Linked DNA regions of Homo sapiens: regions 1, 2 and 3 are each linked to region 4. The links are chromatin contacts, found by Hi-C or POLR2A ChIA-PET in ENCODE. All regions are on one chromosome and are shown on one strand. The core of a region is the stretch at or near the end of the contact, and the rest is flanking DNA. Distances in the headings are between cores, read along the strand shown. Region 1 overlaps ANTXR1 (ANTXR cell adhesion molecule 1). Region 2 overlaps ANTXR1 (ANTXR cell adhesion molecule 1). Region 3 overlaps ANTXR1 (ANTXR cell adhesion molecule 1). Region 4 has its middle 80 kb from the start of GFPT1.

Region 1 (3,273 bases), core at 667-3,166, 170 kb before region 4:
AAAACCAAGCTTACATAAATTGCATATGAAATAAGGATTCCTAGTCTCTAAGAACTTGAGAGAAGGCATATGGCCTAAGAACCCAAGCTTTAGTGAATGACCAATGTGTCCATTTATGCCACCTCCTGGGTTATTGAGGCTATTCCAGATAGTCTTTTGGGTTGAGCACCCTGGTTCAGTGAATCCATTTGAGAGAAGCACAATTATAGGAAGAAGTGCAAAATTGAAAAAGGATCTGAAAAGTCATTGGGAGCCTGGGCAACAGGCTCTACAACAGGGTCTTTTGTAGAGACCCTATCTCTACAAAAAATAGAAAAATTAGCCAGGCATGGTGGCTTGTGTGCATGTAGTCTCAGCTACTCAGGAGGCTGTGGTGGGAGGATCACTTGAATCCAGGAATCCAAGTCTGCAGTAGGTCATGATTGCACCACCCTATGCTGTGCAAGAGAGCAAGACCCTGTCTCAAAAAAAAAAAAAAAAAAACAGTGGGCGCGGTGGCTCCGCCTATAATCCCAGCACTTTGGGAGGCCAAGGCATGTGGATCACCTGGGGTCAGGAGTTCGAGATCAGCCTGGCAAACATGGTGAAACCCCAAATCTACTAAAAATACAAAAATTAGCCAGGTGTGGTAGCGGACACCTGTAATCTCAGCTACTCAAGAGGCTGAGGCAGGAGAATTGCTAGAACCCGGGAGGCGGAGATTGCAATGAGCCAAGATTGCACCATTGCACTCCAGCCGAGGCGACAACAGCAAGACTCCATCTCAAAAAAAAAAGAAAAAAAAAAAAAGAAAGAAAAAAGAAAAAAAAATTGGTAGAGGGGGGAAGGAGTTGTCAGTGGGAAAGAGAAATGGGAGGAGGAGGAAGAGGAGAGATTTAATAGTTTGGGGAAAAGGACCAAAAAGCAGAGAAAATCTGAGAGGATCTCCTTTCTACCAATGCTAAAATAATTGTCAACTCTTTAAATAGTCCAACATTGGCAAAATCAGTGAGCTAAGTTATCTGAGAATGGGAGATGACCCACCAGGATCATATTGTCCTAGTTGGCAGCTTACAGTCATACTGCACTAAATTACAAGTCACCCCAGAGTCATTACGTGTATTTTCTAATCAGGATAGTATTTGGGACTGACAGGATTTATATTGTTTGCATTCCCAGAAGGCAGTCAAACTCCTCCCTCTGTTCCCTACAGAATGACAAGGTCCCATGAGGGTATATAAACACCTTCCCTTTTGCAAAGCAGCCATCTTCTCACCTATACATTAAGGCACCAAGGAAATGCGAAAGGCAGGGAGTTAATTTATTTCTCCTCGAAAGAAGAGTCAGCCACAAACGATACATAACTAACATTCCTTTGCCATTACTGTGGCTACTGGAACAGACGTTAGTTTAGTCAGTGCCCAAAGCAGTGGGCTTCATGTTTTGTTTCATTTTTTAAAAAAATAAAAAGCACTTGAATAAGTGACAACTGAAATATTACTGAGTTTCTTTTCAACACAACCCAGCATCAGGAAAACTGTTTCATTTGCAGGCTGAGGAAATATGAAAGAGCAATTTTATTTTACCTGCATTGCCCAAATTTATGGACTTAGAATACTTTATAGGTATCTATAAAGCTCAAGATTCTTGAGATTGTATATAAAAGGTGCAAACTCAGCCAAAGTAAATATCTACAAAATGCTCCTTATGATGGAGCTTGACCTGGCAGCCCCAGTTAGCTCCTACCTACTGGCCTTAAAATTTGTGAATGTACTGATCCCTAACAGATAAAAATGTTGAATGGCAATTTTGTATTTCATACATCCTCACTCTAAATAAAATTATGTCCATTTCTACTCTGTGCCTTTGATCACATTTCATTTTCCTTCTGGAATGCCCTCTCTTCTTTCACCTATCCAATTTCACTGTGGCCTTAAGGCCTAGCCCAGTGCTTTCTGGACCTGCCCCAGGATGACTCAGTGGCCTCTGCAAGCCTCCTAACTCCCTCTGCTCTGAGCTCAGGCACTGCACATTGCAGCACCTTTGAGAGTTTAACTGCATTTCACCAGTACGGCTCTCCAGGCAAGCCCTGAGAATCAGTCCTGACTTTGTAATTGGACTCTGACAACCTCTTTCAGGGTTAGAAGTTGATGTCTATCTTTCTATGCCTCCTACTGTTGAGCATGCATTAGAAACTCAATGGGAAATAAGTTCTTGGTTTATTGACACCCTATTACACAGTTTAATGACATTGCTTTAAGGAATTGATCATCATGGTTACCTCTGGTTGATCATGGATGATAGATTCATGGTTGATCATAGATGATAGATGCTCGGGTAGAGCATCTATCTTTTTGAGGCACCACCCAAATTCACCTTTCCAAGTTCGTAATCTAAAGCAACAGCCCATGGTATATTGTAGGTGGTGTTTACTTACCAATAATAGGTAACGGTGATGCCAACTAATACATGAGGGATGATCAATCAGACCAATTGAGCATATACATTAAATAAATGGCTACATTAACGGTAAGTAAACGAATCACTATATTTAGTAAAACAAAAAATGAAAATGAGACACCAGCCTTTCTCTTCCAGTGTCATAATATTTGAGCACTACTAAGTACCTTCTCTGTAATCCTATTTCAACACCCCACTTCCAAGAACTAAAGTACTCCAAGTACTAACAAGCTACATCTTGTCTGGATTATTCTCTGAAAACTGGTTTTGATTAACAAGCTCCATGCATTTTATGGAGAGAAAGGGAAGTGCTGAATGAATCCAAAATTTACTTTAATCACCTTCACCATCGTAAGTAACATGAAATGTCATGACTGGGTCAGGGTGACAAGAGTACCACAAGAGTACTTATCACCTTCTGTGATAAGAGCCTCAAAGCTTGAGTTTGTGGGAGTATGTCATCAATCTTCCCCTTAACTGCATATTAATGATGGCTTATCTCAGTCCTTCTGGTATTATTCATATAAGGCATAAAGTAATAAGATTTATAGCAAACTAGGATTTATACATCCATATGATTTCTGCTCCTTCAACGGATTTGCTTTGGAAAACCATATGCTTTCTCCAACAACGCTGTCACTATTCCAAATATATTCTGCACTCTTGCTTTGAAATGGTCATAACTTTAAAGCCACAATATTTGAACATCCTCAGTAGGGGATTAGGGGAATATCATCATCATTTGATTTCTAAAACCCCAAAAGCTGTAGGAACCAGTTCTGGTGAATGATGGATTATCAAGCTCAGAACTTTCATGAATGCTTTCATGAAAAG
Region 2 (3,018 bases), core at 157-2,656, 190 kb before region 4:
AATCAACATGCATGCACCTGTGTGTATAGATATGCATATGTGTATATGTGTGTGTATCTATACACACACACAAATTCACTAAAGCTTTTCATTTCCCTATTAATTCCTGATGTCTACAAAGATGTTAATTTGGTAAAGTGATATCATTAAGCAATCAGGCATTTTGAACATTTTAATGTTTAATCCCTCTGATTTTAAACCATACATCCATGTAGTCTATTTTAAAGGTGTGGAGGCCCATGTAATAAAGAAGAATAACATCTACTGAATGCTCAAGTGCTAAGTATCATGCTTTGTACTTGAATGCGATATTATTGACTCCCCACACAATGTCATCACCACTGTTTATAGATGGAGAATGTGTGTCCCTAGTCACACACTAGTAAGAAAAGGGCTCAGATTTGAGTCGGTGTGATCTGAAATATCCTCTGCCCCTCTCTGTCCCCTCGGTATGCAGCTTGAGGGATGCCTAGCTCCCAAGTCTGGGGCGTTTAGCACTCTGAGATAATGATACTCATTGGCCCCCAAATCCTGATAAATCCCCAAATCCTTATCAAGCTTGTCAGACTCCTATAGACAGATGCCTTGGGTAAACCTATGTCATAGGTACACACAGAATTCTAAAATATCTTTGGTAATGGACAAAAGAAATTTATATTTCAAGATCATCTAAGAATTACATTTGGCTAGGCCCAGTGGCTCACACCTGTAATCCCAGCATTTTGGGAGGCTGAAGCAGGCAGATAGTTTGAGCCCAGGAGTTCCAGAGCTGCCTGGGCAACATAGGGGACCTTGTCTCTACAAAAAAAAAAAAAAAATTTAATTAGCCAGGTGTGGCACTGCACTCCTGTGATGCAGTGACTAGGGTGGGGTGGGTGAGGGGGACAAGGTAGGGGGATCACTTAAAGCACAGAAGATTGAGGCTGCAGTGAGCCGTGATTGCACCACTGCACGGCAGCCTGGGCAGCAGAGGGAGACCCTGTCTCAAAAGAAAATAACAAAAATTTAAACATAAAAATAAAATTTTCATTGAATGTCTGATTTCAAACTCCCACCCCTCCCTAATTTTCTCCCCAGTTGCAAACAAAAGCCAAGTGGGCCAGTCCGAGCTCCTGGCCTTCATTTTCCCTGCCCACCCGGTGCTAGTGAGCAGCGAAATGGCCACCTAGAGGGTGGACCAGCAGGGGCCTCGGCTGTCCTAGGAGTGGATCGCGGCCCCACATATGTCACGACACCACTGGCTTTGGCACACGCTGCAGCGAGGCTGGCACGGCCCTGGGGCCAAACGTGGCACGGCCGAGGTGCAGCAAGGAAGGCTTTGTGCCCTGCCTCCCAAATGGAGTTCCAGGAAGGAGTCAGATGACCTGAGTTATGGAAACCAAATGGCCCTCCTTTGTTTAGAGAGAGAGAGAAAAAAGTCACTCATTTTTGTGGTAAAATGAAAACAGGCTCCAAACCAAACAATCCTCTCGGAGCAGAAAATGCCAGCTCCACAGAGCAGGCCCACAGCCTGGGAGGCTGATACACTCGGATGGAGGAAGGTCTTCCACAGCCTCAGCGAAGCCTTTGCAGGCCTCCCAGTGAGATTTTCCTCTGTTTTGCTCCAGAAATATTTGGTCTCCCAAGCAGAAAAGGAAAAGGAAAGGAGGGGGAAAGTGAGAAATGTCTGCCTGGCCTGGGCCACACTCATCCTCTCACTCCTTTCCAGTTGGGATGGAGGAAGGAGAGAGGAGTTGTCCAGAGGCAGCCGGAAGTGAGGCCAGGCGCTAACCCAGGAGCAGGGCATGCCAGCCTGGAGTCTCCCTGGCTGTGGCGCTGCAGTGCGCTGCCTCGGATGCTCTCCTCGGCGTGACCCAGCTCTCCCCACAGAAGGCAGCCAGAGTCACATGGCCTCCTGTGGCTGCTCTGTGGCTGCCCCGTGGCTCTGTGGGCTGGCTATGTGGACAGGAATCTGTACTCCCAGGTACTGCTGGTGCATGTGCAACAGGATAAGCCATGGCCACGAGGAAATAAATATAGGTTCGAGTCAGCCACGCCTGTCCCCAGTTCAGTTTATTCTCTAATACAAGCCTTTCCTGGAATGGAGAATCTCTTAGTGAGAAAAGAGTAATGCAGAGTTCATTTCTAGTCTTGGCTTTGCCTCTGGCTTGCGGTGCAACCTTAGCTCACTGTCATCCCGCTCAGCCTCCATTTTGCATCTGAAATATGAGCCTAATGATCCCTGCCCTGCCTTAACTCACGAGGTTGTCATTACAAGGAAACGAAGCACAGCTTCTATCAAGGCTGGTGCTTATAGCCTATTAGATAATCATGCAGACTCTGCAGCCAGGCTGCCTGGGTGCAGATCCAAGCTCCCGTGTGTAACCTTGGACAAGCTACTTAATCTCTCTATGTCTGTTCCTCACCTTTAAAATGAAAGGAATAATACACCATCCTGATAGCTCTGCTAGAAGTTTAAATTTGACTAAGTGACATACAGGAAGTGCTTAGAGATTGCCTGCATGCAACATGCGCTGGCAAGTCTGGCTGTCATTGTAGATGCTCCTTGACTTAAGATGGGGTTATGTCCTGATAAATCCATCGTAAGTTGAAAATACCATAACTCAAAAATGCATTTAATACACCTAACTTCCCAAACATCATCGCTTAGCCTCGCCTACCTTAAACATGTTCGAAACACTGACATTACCCTATGGTTGGGCAAAATCATCTAACGCAAAGCCTATTTTATAATAAAATGTCGAATAGCTCATGTAATTTATTTAATATTATACTGAAAGTGAAAAACAGAATAGTTGTATGGGTACTCACCATTAATATACACAACTGAAAGCACCTTTATAAAGTCACAGTATTGTTTAAGTCGAACCATTGTTAAGTTGAGGACTGCCTGTATTATCATCACCGATGGAAGGACATCTTGAAAATAATAATGCTTGGGCCGGGTGCGGTGGCTCACGCCTGTAATCCCAGCACTTTGGGAGGCCGAGGCAGGCGGAGCACAAGGTCAGGAGTTTG
Region 3 (3,016 bases), core at 219-2,718, 220 kb before region 4:
AATGTCTGAGGAAATGGAAAATCACCACTGGATTACCAGAAGCCAGTTGCCCAGGGCTTGGATTCATCAAATCCCCAGATGCTCTGCTTCCTCAATCTGATGCTCATGTTTTGATCTTTCCACTGTTCTTCAATCCTCTCTCCTTCAAGAGGAAGTACTTATGTGTCAGATTTTTTCAAAATGTTCCCACTTGTTTTCCATTTTAGTTTCTTAACTGAGAGGGATAGGAAAAGGGCAGAAGGAAATTAACAGCTGTAGAGAACTTACTTTGGAACCAGACATTATCCCTTTTTCCCATATAATATTATTTCATTTAAAAATCATAACAATGCTGCAAAATAAATATTCCTATTCCAATGTTACAGATGAAGAAACTGAAGCTCAGATAACCTGCCCAAGACCACACAGCCCTAAGGGGGAAAGCAGGGTTAGAACCCACTTTTTCCTTGACTCTAGAGCCCATGATTTTTCCTACCTCTATTTTCTTAGGAAGCTAAAAATAATCAAAACCACCATTCAGTGAGTTCGTACTATGTGCCAGGTACTGTGCAAATCATTTCACATAATCATCTCCTTGAATCCTCACAGGTGCCATTTGATGTAGAAATCATTACCCCTTTTATAGAAGTAGATACTAAAAGTTCAGAGAGATTCACCAACTTGTCCAAGGCCACACAGCACAGTGAGTAGTGATCCCGAATAGACTCAAGTCTTTCTAATGCCCACGATGTGAATGCCCACTGTGTTCTACTAAACAATGCAGGCAGGCCAGGAAGTAGCTCCATTTCAGAGAGGAAGACACTGAGGACTGAAAACGTGAACTGGCTTGACAGAGGCAAGACCAGAATCCATGTGGCCTGATCTGAATACACCGTGGATGGGCAGGGGAGCACTTTGCCTCTTACTACCAGGTAGAGACCACCTCCAGAAATCATTACTGCCCAACGGATGAAGTACCATCGTCCTGAGAAGCTGGAGAATTGACACAGGCTGCAAGGAACATCTCCCCTTCCACACTTGCACAGGACTCTACCTCTGAGCACCACGACAGTTTTCCCACTCGCTTCTGCAGAATATGGTGATAAAATTACAAGAAGAAGTCTGGATGGCTGGAAGATTGTAGCCCTTGAAGCCAGTAACACTGTAAAGGAAGAAACTATTCCTGTGCCTTCTCATATTGTGGCTTCTTCAGGGAATTTCCACCGACCACAACTGGTGAATTTAGCACCAGCCCTCGAGCAAAAGTATGAAGCAAAGGTCCAGCAAGGCTCCTGGGTCTTTGCTTGCCTTTTCAAAAGTGTTTCAGGCAGTGAAACAGGAACCCGCATAAAAGCTGGGTTCAGATAACACCGAGATGGGTCAGCAGCTTTGAATCCCAACACTCGGCCTGGTTACCGTGATGCCAGCTCCTCCTCCCAGCTATCCCCACTTGGTGTGCAACTGAGGGTGGTGCCTGAAACCAAGGACACTGTCTGAAAAGGAGAGCCCACAGCTGCTGGCACCAAGCCATCTCCATCTAGGAGAATTTCCCTCGAATAAATATTTAAGCCGACATCAGGCTTCCTGTTAAGGAGAGTGAGTCAGCACATAGAGCTTTCTGCATGTTTGATCAACAATAAACAACAAGCATTGAGCAAACACAACTATGTTTGCAAGGATTTCTCGCAAGCTGTGGCATGACCATCCTTGTTATCAGGGAAACTGTGAGATCAACGGAACCGAGGAATCAATCTATTCCATGGTATATATAAATTTATTTTATTTATGAAAACCAGATCCTGTGCTGATTTGTCCCTTCCACTCATGGGAAGCAATGTAATCCCCTAATCTGGCCCAGGCCCTAACAAAGCTGTGATAAAAGGTGAAATCTGTCTTCCAGGCTTGCCTCCCAGCTACTCTTCCAAGACCCCAACAGGAACTGCAAAGGGTTTTCCTGTGATCAGAATTCATGTCACATTCCCAAAGTCCTGGAAAGTGTCTGCCTTATTGAACTAATCCCTTTTCCAGGGCTAGCAGATGGGGAGGCACATTTCAGCAGCAGCAGCTCTTCTCATAAATCAGGCTTGTTGGTCACTGGAGGCAACCTCCTTCCCTTCCTTCGCCCCATCTGAATCCTGTCCAAAGGCACCCTTCAGTCTTCCCATCTCTACAAAGCCTGCCCTGCTCTCTCCTCTTCCATGAGCTCTCCCTGCCTTGGACTCCAGTGGCACCAATTTTTTGAAGCTCTTGCTTGGCATGTGGATCTGTTCCATGCCTCTGCCATTCCTCCTGGTCACATGCTAAGTTGTGCAATCCCAAAGACTGCCCTATGTGTCATATTTCCCATGATATGCAGCCCTGTGCTTTGCATATTTATTAATTATAAAGCAACCCAGAGTACCATAGAGCTTTTGTGACCCAGGGAAGACCTACACTGCACAACAAGAGGGCAGTCTGTGGCTCCGTTTCTTGTAAAATCCCCTCAGCCTCTCCCCTCCCCTCTCTTCCAAGATTGCATCTGTAAAACATGGCATTCTGGGCACCATTCACATTAGCAGGCTTGGATACGAAACATAAATAGAATCAATTGTAATTTCTGTAGTGGGCAGAGAATCTTTTTTCAAAAAAATCTTTTGCCTCAGCAGTCATTAATTAGACTCAGATTTTGCAGACACTCAGACCAGGCATTTCTCCTACACTATTATTTCTATTCAGCTTATTAAAAAGTCCAAATTGAACAAGAATTCCCAGAGCTTGAACAGGCTACAAAGATTGCAGAGGGGCATGTTCAGTTAATCCTCAGATCATTCCTATTCTTCCTGCAGCCCCTCCTCCTATATTGAGGAATCTGCTGAGACCCACTATAAAAGCAACAGCAGAATTTTAGAACGAAATCAGCTCCCAAGAAAGGCCACTCACTTTTCCAGTCTGCTCATCTTACTAAATAAACCACATTTTGAAGTTCCCAGCTCTCTGAGCTTTTCTCCTGCAGACATGAGAAGAAAGTGGTTTAGTGGGGAAACAAATGAATTTCCTA
Region 4 (3,053 bases), core at 148-2,647:
TCTTTTCTGGTCCCTAATGCGCTGTGGACAGGGAAACAACCCAGCCTCGCTGACCTCAGCCATCTTCCTGTGCCAAAAAAAAGGAAAGGAGCCAAAAGGAAGAGAGGCGGGAGAGACCACATTTTAAGGAGAAAGATATTTACAGATAGGCTCCCTCTCCTGCCTTCAACCCCTGAGCTATAAAGCCTTGAAACGTTGCAATTTGCAATCAAATGTCAGACACAAAACCTTCTGGCTGGAGATGCAGCCGTGCCAGCTTCCTGAATTCTCTCCTCAATGTCGGCTGCGTGGGGATTTAAACTCATTTAAACTGGTGGGCCTGGGACCGGCTGTATCCATCAAAAACCAGGAAGGGGAGCCGGCGCGGGGCGTGCACAGCTGTAGGAGGGCTCTCTGTGTGCGAATCCAGGCCCTGAGTTCGCACGCCCACCTGGGGCGGTGGTCCAGCCGCCAGGAACCCGCTTCCCAGCCGCTCCCCCTCACGCAGGAAGCCGGGACTCTGGGCGCAGCTCTCCCGGACCACGGCCACGTCCTGGCTCCAGCTACGGAGGCAGAAAGAAGCCACAGAAACCTAAAGGACAGGAGGGGAAACTGAGCTTTCCGCGTGGGTGCGGCTGCCCTTGACACCCGCTTGGGGGCTCCGGAGGGGGAGGCAGGGCGGCCCCGCGCTGAGGGTGGAAGCGTGAACATCCGAGCAGAGAGAGCGGGGAGGGGCCGTCCGGAGAGATGCCCCGCTGGCCCGACTGTGGCCCCCGGGAAAGACGCCGGTCCCGTGAGCACCGCCCCTTCTGTTGTCTCCAGACGCCCCGCTGGGATCACTGCGCGCCGCCGCAGCTTCCCCACTACCCGTTCCAGAGCCACACCCTGGGGTGCGGCCGACACAAGATACCGCAAGGCCGGAGCCCCTCTGCGACCCCTACTTCCGAAGGCCGGGCCCCGGGCGCCTGCAGCCTCTTCCGCACCCGGCTCGGCCGGCGGGTCTGGGGCTCCCGGCACAGGTGGAGGTGGTGGCAGGTAGGAGGCGCTGCGGGGACACTACTGTCCCTGCCCTCCAGACGGCGCCCCGGGACGGCTGTGCCCCCAGGGCCTAGAAAAGTGCCTGAAGCTCAAGGGCCGCTCTCTGAGGGAGAGGGGACCGATCTGAGTGAGATCAGGGAGCGGGCAGAGGGGCTTGGAGGGGACCAGCCCAGAGCACCCCCACAGGGTGTCCCTTGGGTCCTGCCCTAGACTGCGCTGGATGGATTCTGCACACCCCACATTCCAGCCTCCCAAGACCATTGATGCCCTGTGTTTGCAGGCATGGCGCGCCCCGCAGAGCGAGAAATGTAAGGAAGGGCACAGGGCCGAGACGCGTGGCCGCCCCTTAACTGCGCTTCCTCTCGACTCTCGGGGGCTTCGCGGCGTCTGTGCTCATTCAGGCTGGGAAGGCGCTGCCCCCGTGTGGCCGCTGCCCGTCTCCGCAAGGCTGTCGTGTGGGGCGCTCCTCTGCTGTGACCAGCGCGGTTTGTGTGATTCCGCTCCCCCGCTCACACCCACCTGTTTCAGCACTGTTTTAAATAGCCAGAACCAACTTCCTAATCAATGCACCTGGGGTGGATACGGCGCGGGGGTGGGGGTCACAGTAACACCACAAAGTAGCATTTTTCTGGTTCGGCTCCACCTGGAGAACTGTGGGTTCTGCGGACCCCCGAAAATTCCAACCAATTACCAAGTAGTTCAGAAGTTCCAGGAGTCTGGGCCACTGTGGCGGTCGCCATCTTCTCCTGCTGAGGGGCTGAGGTGCCCATTGCTGTCCCTCTCTTCCCGGTGCTCTCAGTGCTGAGCTCCAGCATGCCCCTGTGGAAGGCCCTGCCACAAAGCCTGGCTGCTCCACGCTCCCTGACTCGGCTGTCCTCAAATCCCCCTTCCCCTCTGACAGCCAGTGGTTTCTTTACATCAACTAGGTGCCCCCAAGGTTAGACTTTCCAAGGAAGACCCCGCTCCATTTACACGGTGGTTTCGTTTTACATTTTTAAGCAACAGTTCTCTCAGATATTATTAACAGAGAAAGCATCGTTTGGGTATAAAAGAAGAAGGCCGAGAATGAGGACATCTAGACCCCAGCTGTGGTGTTCTCCAACCAGCGCTGTGCTCCTGGGGGTCTCTCTGGTGGCTCTGTTTAACAGGGGGTCACCTGCTGAAATAGATGGCTGTGGTGTTCATGGCAGGGGATATGAGGATCTTTTAGTGCAGAAGAAAGTTTAGTGGAAAGGAGATGGTGGAGCAGTGAATGAGAGAGTGACCCTGTGGTATGTGGTCCCAGCCCCACTCAGTGCAAGAACTGAGCCTGGTAATACCTCAGGAGCAGCCGCTGTGGGGTGACCAGCTTGCGGGGCAAGGCATGGGCCCTGAGGAGAGGGCACAACAGGTGCAGACGATTGCTAACCCAGACCCGCAGAAGACGTAATGGGCTTCTTCCTAAACACACACGCAAACTCCTGGGGACTTTGATAAATGCCTGTGGCATTTGGAGTGGTGGAGGAGGACACCAATGTCCTGTCGTTATGAAGGACCCCAAAGCTGGGGGAATTAAGCCAAAATATGGACCCACAGATTGGCTGCTGCTGGCGATATTCACAGGAGGTCATGCAGATTCTGTCTGGGATCATTGGAGTCCCGATGCCATGTCTACCTACATCATGCACGTGTGACACCCTTGGAGTAGAACCAGTTTATTCACAGGGTAACCCTGGCAGTGGCATCTGTAGAGAATTCTGGAGCTTGCAGCTGGGAGGGACCCTCAGTACTCCCTGCTGGCTCTGGAGACCCCAGAGGACAGTGAGGGGGCAACAACTGAGAGGACCTCCTAGGCTGCTCTGAGCTCCTGGGCAGGTCTAGAGAGGTGGCTGGATGTTCCAGAGGGAGGAAAAGGCAAGTGGCTTTGCCCAAGCTGGCTGGCATTTCTGGTCACTCTGTGTCCCTAGAGAAATGCCTGAGAACACTCAAAGTCCTTAGGTCAGACCCAACATGTCTAAAAAGACGGAGTCTTCCTGGAGACTATGGGGAAACTATGG

The links. A loop is a pair of places that touch in the nucleus more often than their neighbours do. ChIA-PET counts read pairs that join two places held with the same protein, here RNA polymerase II (POLR2A). Pooled maps may share reads with other maps.
Region 1: a loop to region 4 is called in a map of PC-3, with 7 times the contacts of the local background. The contact joins two enhancer-like sites. A Hi-C loop is called at or near these places in 5 of 168 maps with a recorded cell type or tissue (PC-3, PC-9, aorta and 2 more) and 2 of 50 pooled maps. POLR2A ChIA-PET finds 5 or more read pairs at or near these places in 1 of 52 experiments (OCI-LY7).
Region 2: a map of ascending aorta shows a loop between it and region 4 (4-fold over the local background). The contact joins two enhancer-like sites. A Hi-C loop is called at or near these places in 5 of 168 maps with a recorded cell type or tissue (aorta, ascending aorta, chondrocyte and 2 more) and 9 of 50 pooled maps. POLR2A ChIA-PET finds 5 or more read pairs at or near these places in 1 of 52 experiments (OCI-LY7).
Region 3: a map of endothelial cell of umbilical vein shows a loop between it and region 4 (4-fold over the local background). The contact joins two enhancer-like sites. A Hi-C loop is called at or near these places in 6 of 168 maps with a recorded cell type or tissue (A673, IMR-90, PC-9 and 3 more) and 7 of 50 pooled maps. POLR2A ChIA-PET finds 5 or more read pairs at or near these places in 4 of 52 experiments (GM10248, H1, HEK293 and 1 more).

What each region holds. Positions count from the first base shown.
Region 1 is chr2:69,137,320-69,140,592 of GRCh38, forward strand. The region is part of intron 12 of ANTXR1 (ANTXR cell adhesion molecule 1); the gene reads left to right. Among named protein-coding and RNA genes, the nearest start is that of MIR3126, 35 kb to the left of the region's middle. Within about 2 kb of position 1,917, at least 11 of the 41 ENCODE cell types and tissues checked have a DNase peak (open chromatin) inside an H3K27ac peak, as active enhancers do.
Region 2 is chr2:69,117,445-69,120,462 of GRCh38, forward strand. All of the region lies in intron 10 of ANTXR1 (ANTXR cell adhesion molecule 1), which reads left to right. Among named protein-coding and RNA genes, the nearest start is that of MIR3126, 15 kb to the left of the region's middle. Within about 2 kb of position 1,407, at least 6 of the 41 ENCODE cell types and tissues checked have a DNase peak (open chromatin) inside an H3K27ac peak, as active enhancers do; they include ascending aorta and sigmoid colon, where a contact is called at or near this core.
Region 3 is chr2:69,081,288-69,084,303 of GRCh38, forward strand. All of the region lies in intron 8 of ANTXR1 (ANTXR cell adhesion molecule 1), which reads left to right. Among named protein-coding and RNA genes, the nearest start is that of MIR3126, 21 kb to the right of the region's middle. Within about 2 kb of position 1,469, at least 23 of the 41 ENCODE cell types and tissues checked have a DNase peak (open chromatin) inside an H3K27ac peak, as active enhancers do; they include ascending aorta and endothelial cell of umbilical vein, where a contact is called at or near this core.
Region 4 is chr2:69,306,119-69,309,171 of GRCh38, forward strand. No RefSeq gene overlaps it. Among named protein-coding and RNA genes, the nearest start is that of GFPT1, 80 kb to the right of the region's middle. RefSeq lists enhancers at 1-734, 1,220-1,269 and a silencer at 840-989. Within about 2 kb of position 1,398, at least 28 of the 41 ENCODE cell types and tissues checked have a DNase peak (open chromatin) inside an H3K27ac peak, as active enhancers do; they include ascending aorta, endothelial cell of umbilical vein and sigmoid colon, where a contact is called at or near this core.